Regions from separate parts of the Homo sapiens genome. Here region 1 is linked to region 2. A link is a contact called in ENCODE Hi-C or POLR2A ChIA-PET data. All regions are on one chromosome and are shown on one strand. Each heading gives the region's core, a stretch centred on a gene start or an enhancer-like site at or near the end of the contact. The rest is flanking DNA. Distances are from core to core; before and after follow the strand shown. Region 1 overlaps TTC21B (tetratricopeptide repeat domain 21B). Region 2 has its middle 100 kb from the start of GALNT3.

Evidence for each region. A loop is a pair of places that touch in the nucleus more often than their neighbours do. ChIA-PET counts read pairs that join two places held with the same protein, here RNA polymerase II (POLR2A). Pooled maps may share reads with other maps.
Region 1: a map of aorta shows a loop between it and region 2 (2.4-fold over the local background). The contact joins two enhancer-like sites. A Hi-C loop is called at or near these places in 14 of 168 maps with a recorded cell type or tissue (B cell, Calu3, GM12878 and 11 more), 29 of 37 single-sample maps with no recorded cell type and 26 of 50 pooled maps. POLR2A ChIA-PET finds 5 or more read pairs at or near these places in 1 of 52 experiments (HEK293T).

What each region holds. Positions count from the first base shown.
Region 1 is chr2:165,876,684-165,879,651 of GRCh38, reverse strand. The region is part of intron 27 of TTC21B (tetratricopeptide repeat domain 21B); the gene reads left to right. Among named protein-coding and RNA genes, the nearest start is that of TTC21B-AS1, 56 kb to the left of the region's middle. Within about 2 kb of position 1,656, at least 2 of the 41 ENCODE cell types and tissues checked have a DNase peak (open chromatin) inside an H3K27ac peak, as active enhancers do.
Region 2 is chr2:165,690,221-165,693,107 of GRCh38, reverse strand. No RefSeq gene overlaps it. Among named protein-coding and RNA genes, the nearest start is that of GALNT3, 100 kb to the left of the region's middle. Within about 2 kb of position 1,312, at least 3 of the 41 ENCODE cell types and tissues checked have a DNase peak (open chromatin) inside an H3K27ac peak, as active enhancers do.

The sequences.
Region 1 (2,968 bases), core at 407-2,906, 190 kb before region 2:
CTCAAATATGATTTGGCTTCTTATAAGTATAATTAAGCTATTTTTTTCTTTTGATTAGGCAATTTGTAGTTGTTAATTCAGCCTAAGATGGCATCAGTCTTTTCAGCAGCCATGTCACCGTGTGAATTCGATTTTGATTTGCAGTCAAATGAGTCAACCTCATACTAACTGCTGTTAGCTCAGGTCTTCCCTCATCTGTTAGTTTCCTGGAGTCTGTTCTCATACTATACTAGACTTGTGCAAAGCACAAAAACTAATGATTTTTATAGTATTTTTTATTCTAAGGTGTGATATATCTTTCAGAATAAAGTCATCTGGTAAAATGAAAAGTCCTTAAATATCCTTAAAATATTAATTTTGACACTTTATTCCATAGAAGGAATGCACATAGAAGTTAAATTATTTATATATTCCATTCCTTGGAAGACCTCAGCAAATAAAGAGATTCCAAATGACTAGTTCTTTCATTGTGTCATCATTGTATTTTATAGATTATTTTATCAGTTCCTCTAGCTTTGCTTTGGTAATCATTTCTTTCTAAGGCTCTCCATTAATTCCTCAATTTCATCCTTAAGATTGTCATTGCATCTAACACCCTCAATGTGCCTGGCCAAATAAACAATGTATTTCACTTTTTCAGTTGTCAGAAAACCCTTAAAATCATGCTCATGGCCAGGCGCAGTGGCTCACACCTGTAATCCCAACACTTTGGGAGGCCGAGGTGGGCAAATCACCTGAGGTCAGGAGTTCGAAACTAGCCTGGCCAACATGGTGAAACTCCGTCTCTACTAAAAATACAAAAATTAGCCGGGCATGGTGGCGGGCGCCTGTAATCCCAGCAACTCAGGAGGCTGAGGCAGGAGAATTGCTTGAACCCGAGAGGTGGAGGTTGCAGTGAGCCGAGATCACACCACTGCACTGCAGCCTGGTTGACGGAGTGAGACTCTGTCTCAAAAAAAAAAAAAAAAAAATCGTGCTCATGCTCTTTCCATAGAATTCAGGGTTGAATATTGTCACTATAAGAGGCACCAGGATGAATGATGAATGGATAATTTGCTTGACTGCAGTAATCATTTATAAATAAATATATATACACACACACACATATATCTACACACCCACATCTACACACCGACATCATTTTGTATATCTTAAATATATACGAGGAAAAAAAGAAACACACTAGGAACAACTGAGATCCAATGAGAGAAGAAACTACTCATGTTTCACCCTTCATACCTATTCTCAGGTTATAGGACAGTCATTAGACTGTGTAGAATGTTTGCATTCTCTCGCTGTCTCTCCTGATTGCATATAGTTGAGTTCTAATAAGTTTGGCAGGTGTAGTGCAGCTGCAGTGCACATTTTCTTTCCCCTTCTTAGGTCTTTATTTCCTCTGAAATTTTTGTACCAGGTCATGTATCAAGTTTCTTCCAGTGTTAAAATTCTGTGATTATAATATAGTGAATGCTTACATTAAAAAATGCTAATATTTTGTGGTATTCTAAGGTTTTAAAAACCATTTCACAAGTATTTTATATGATTTTTAAAATTATACTAAGAGTTAGAGGGAGGAGTTGTTATTCCTGTTTTAGCGATGAGGAAACCTGAAAATGACAGCTCAAGCCACTTGCGTAAGATCCCAAAGCTAGTCAAGAAACCACAAACCAAAACTGAAATCTTGACTAGTTCCCATGTAAGTATGTTTGGCATGACATCTTAAAAATTGCTTTACTTTTTGAATGTCACAAACCCTTTTAGTTCATTTTAGAATTTGTTGGTAATGACATTAAGTTTACCTCTCTGAAACTTCTTATTTTTGTCTAAAATCTGAGATGTGAGATTCTGCCATAGGCCCTGCCCATGTGTGCCTGTGTGCATGTGTGTGTGTGTAGAGATATATATATACACACCTATATAGACATACATATATATACACACACATATATAAACATACACACATATATATATGCAGTCATGTGTCGCTTAACAATGGAAATCTTCTGAGATATGCATCATTAGACAATTTCATCATTGTGTGAACATCTTAGAGTATACTTACACAAACCTAGGTGGTAGATCCTACTACACACCTGGGCTATCTGGTATAGCCTATTGCTCCTAGGCTACATACCTGTACAGCATGTTACTGTCATGAATGCTATAAGCAATGTGTGTATGTAAACATAGAAAAGGTACAGCAAAAATACAGTATAAAAATCTTTGGGACCACCATCATGTATGTGGTCTGTTGTTAATGAAACATCATCATGCAGTGCCTGACTATATATAAAATAGTGTGAATTTTAGATCATTTCTATTTCTTTCTTTTTACTACCATCTGATAATGTTAGCCAGTAATTCTTTTCAAACATTTAAAATTTTAAACATTTGTTTTGGTACTTTTATTAGAGCTGAAGAGCACTATTTACACTTCTTATTTCATATTTTTAAGAGGTAGAGTGAGATATTTTTTATTACACATTATTTTACATTGCATTATATCTTGTTTACTGCGTGCACAGCTGCTGTTACTTTTCTTGTCTTCTTAGTTTTCTCATTTTTATAGCATGTTACAAGAGAACAACATCCATTAAGAGGAATGTGTTAAATATTCTTCTAATTGTTGATAGTAGAAGTGTGGCATTTCACTATCAGTAATTGTGATAATTCTTACCAGTCATTGATGACTAATCTGCCTTCCTCTGTGTCGCTCTCCTATGTGCTCTGTCTTCTCACCATACTCCAAGTTCATTAACTCCCTGTGTGTCCTACCACTGGCCTTAATCCATGCAGTTTCCTCTGTCTGAGAGTGTCCTTGATTCCCACCCTAGCCTAGTTTATGCCTCATTCTTCAGATTTCAGACATCTCTTGATACCCTTCAGGTTCTTTATGGTAACTCACTTGGCCTGGATCTTTCTTTCATAACATTTATCTCAGTTTTGAAATTATTTACTCATGCAATTA
Region 2 (2,887 bases), core at 63-2,562:
ATGCTGAGCCCTCCATATGGCACTATTCTTCTGGAGCCTAACCAGACACTTGTTGGCAGATTGATTACATTGGGCCCCTTCCATCTTAAAAGGGCCAGAGATTTTTTGTGTTTTTATTTGTTGTTTGTTTTAAATAAAAATAGACATATATTCCAAGTATAAGTTTGCCATTCTTACCTGCAGGGCCTTGGCAAACACCGTTATTCAAGGACTAACAGTATATTTGATCTGCTCACATGGGATCCCACATAACATCATATCAGAGCATGGGCACATGACCATGAGACCCACTGATCATATCATAGACTTCAAAGCTCCCGGCCTGACAGAGCGTTGACTGGCCTGTAGAAGGTGCAGTTGAAGTGCAAGTTTGGAGATGATGTTCCGCATGAATTCGTTACTATCCTCCAGGATCCAGTATATAGATTGAATAAAAAACCTTTACATAATAATATGTCCCCCATAGGAAGAACACATGGGTGCAAACTCTACTGGGTGGAAGCAGGAATGTCTCTACTTAACATGACCCACTGGAGAAAACTGTGCTTCCTATTCCACAACTCTATAGGGTTAAATGTCTTTGCAGTCTTAAAGGTCCTAGTCCCCAAAGAGGTCACATTTTTATCAGGGGACTAAAGAGTCCCATTGGACTTAAGCTATTGCTACATCCTAGGATTTTTAGGCAAGGAGAAAAAATACCTCACCATCTTGGTAGAGGTATTTGACCTTGATCCTCAGGAAGAGATGGGCCTACTGTTTCATAATAGGAGCAGGAAGTAATATTCACTTAGGTGCCTTTTGGCTCTGGGTCACACCACCAAGTAAGCCATTGAGGCTAGCAACTGTGTTTGATGAAGCTGAGAAGAATGTAGAATTAATAGTGAGAGAGGGAGATGGTCAGTTTTAGTTGTGGCTTTAGGACCAGCCAGAGTGGCAGGAACTGTAATTTATTTTACTAACCTTGCTCCTTTAAGTTTTCCCCCAGGGAGAGAGGCCCACCAGAATCCTGAAGGAGCTGTTCCCTGAAATTTAAGTGATGACATGAATCTGAGGACCTGAGGGATGGATGTAGAAGACACAGAGCTGTTTTACCTTCAAAAATTCCCTTTCAAGGAAGGACTTGTCCCAGGTCCTAAGAGCGCTGTCAGAAAAACATCCTCCAGCTCTCAGCTCTTTTCAGGCTTTCTCCTCACTGCAGGGTGCCAACTCATCTGAGAGCACTCCCTTTCTGGGGTGGAAGACATCCAGAGACTGACTGTGGCGTGGCTATAAAGGCCCAGCCATTTCAGCCCGCGAGGGGATGACTCAGAGGATCCCTTATCCTCTAGAGCACTCCAGTGGGGTCGGTCCGCATCACAGCCTGATTTCTGTCTTTTCCTAATCTGCTTCCTCCCGCTAGCTCCCACAAGAATTGATTCCTCATGGAAATCCTGCATGCTAAACTCCATCTCAGAATTGTGTGCTTACAGCAAACACAACCTGAAACACTAGCCTTTCTAAAGCTTCAGTCCTGTCTGTTATTTAGTTCCTTCTATATATATATATGTATATTCTCTTCTTAAAATTCTCATTCGCTCCAAATCTTACGTCTTTGTCTAAGCTCTAGACTTACATTTCCTTCCGTCCATTTGTTATTTTCACTGAGTATCCCAGCATCAATTCAAGCTGTCCAAAATGAACACATCTCTTCCTCCTTATAACATTCTAATTTATGTTGATGATATTTATCTTCTTATGTCCTTCCCCATATTCCACCTATGGTATTTTAGGCTCATAATTATTTTGTTACCTTTAATCTCTCACATCGTAATAGGCTTTCAAATAGCTGACTTTTTCTCTGCTGTAATTACCCACATCTTTCTACTTGCTTGTCTAGAGGGACTCTGCCTGTCTTTTCCCCCACACCCTCCTCATTGTAGCACATTCTTGCACAGTATCCTAAATCAGAGTAGGTTCTTAACTCTTATTTTTTCTAATGAATACTGACTGCAATAGCTACTGCAAAGATTTTTCCTCTGGCATTTCCATCCTCCCAAACTGTCTGTGCACTGTAGCCACACTGATATTCCATACTGCAAATCACTCTTATTTGATTGATTTTCCTTTTCTAAAATCTTCAGGATTTCCTGAAGGAAATATCCTTATTTCCCTAAGGATATGAGCCAGATTCCTTGGGTTGGTCTTCAAAGCTTTGCACTGTCTAAATGCACTCTCCTAACCTGATTTGTCATTTGTTCTTGATAGTAAATTATCTGTTCTTAACCAGGTCCTTCTGCCCCCCACCAGAAGAGTGATGTTGTTCTGATCAGCCTTTCCTCAAATTGTTCCATAATGTGGACTATGGGGGTAACCCTGCTAGCTGAAATTCTCCCTCTCTCTGAATCTGACACCTTTTCCACTGTTTCAGCCAATCATCTTTCCCTCATCTGAACTCCTATACAGGAGTGGACTTTGCATCACTCAATTTTTTACTTTGCATACATCAGTAAATGTATTTTAAGTCTCTACCATGTTTTAAACACTAAACTGAATGCTGAGAAGACAGAGTAATGAGAAGTGTTTTCTGTTCTCAGGAAGTACTGAGGCGGAGTAGATGCATAAATAAGCTAGTGCAGTGAGACTCGAAGGGGCTCTAATACATGTCTGCTTTGCATAAAACAACAGGCAAACGATTTTCAGGAGTATTGGAAGGGCAACATAAAGGAAAGAATATTTGTGTTTTCTCTTGATAAATAAATAGATGGTCACTAGAATTGTGCTGTCGGGATAGGTTTATGGGGTGTATATTCTTGGCAGAAGAGACAAGCTGAACAGAAGCAGGGAAAATGGACTAGCAGGTGAAATCTAAGGAACCGCTCTTGTGGGCAGCAGAAGACGTGGGAAGTAA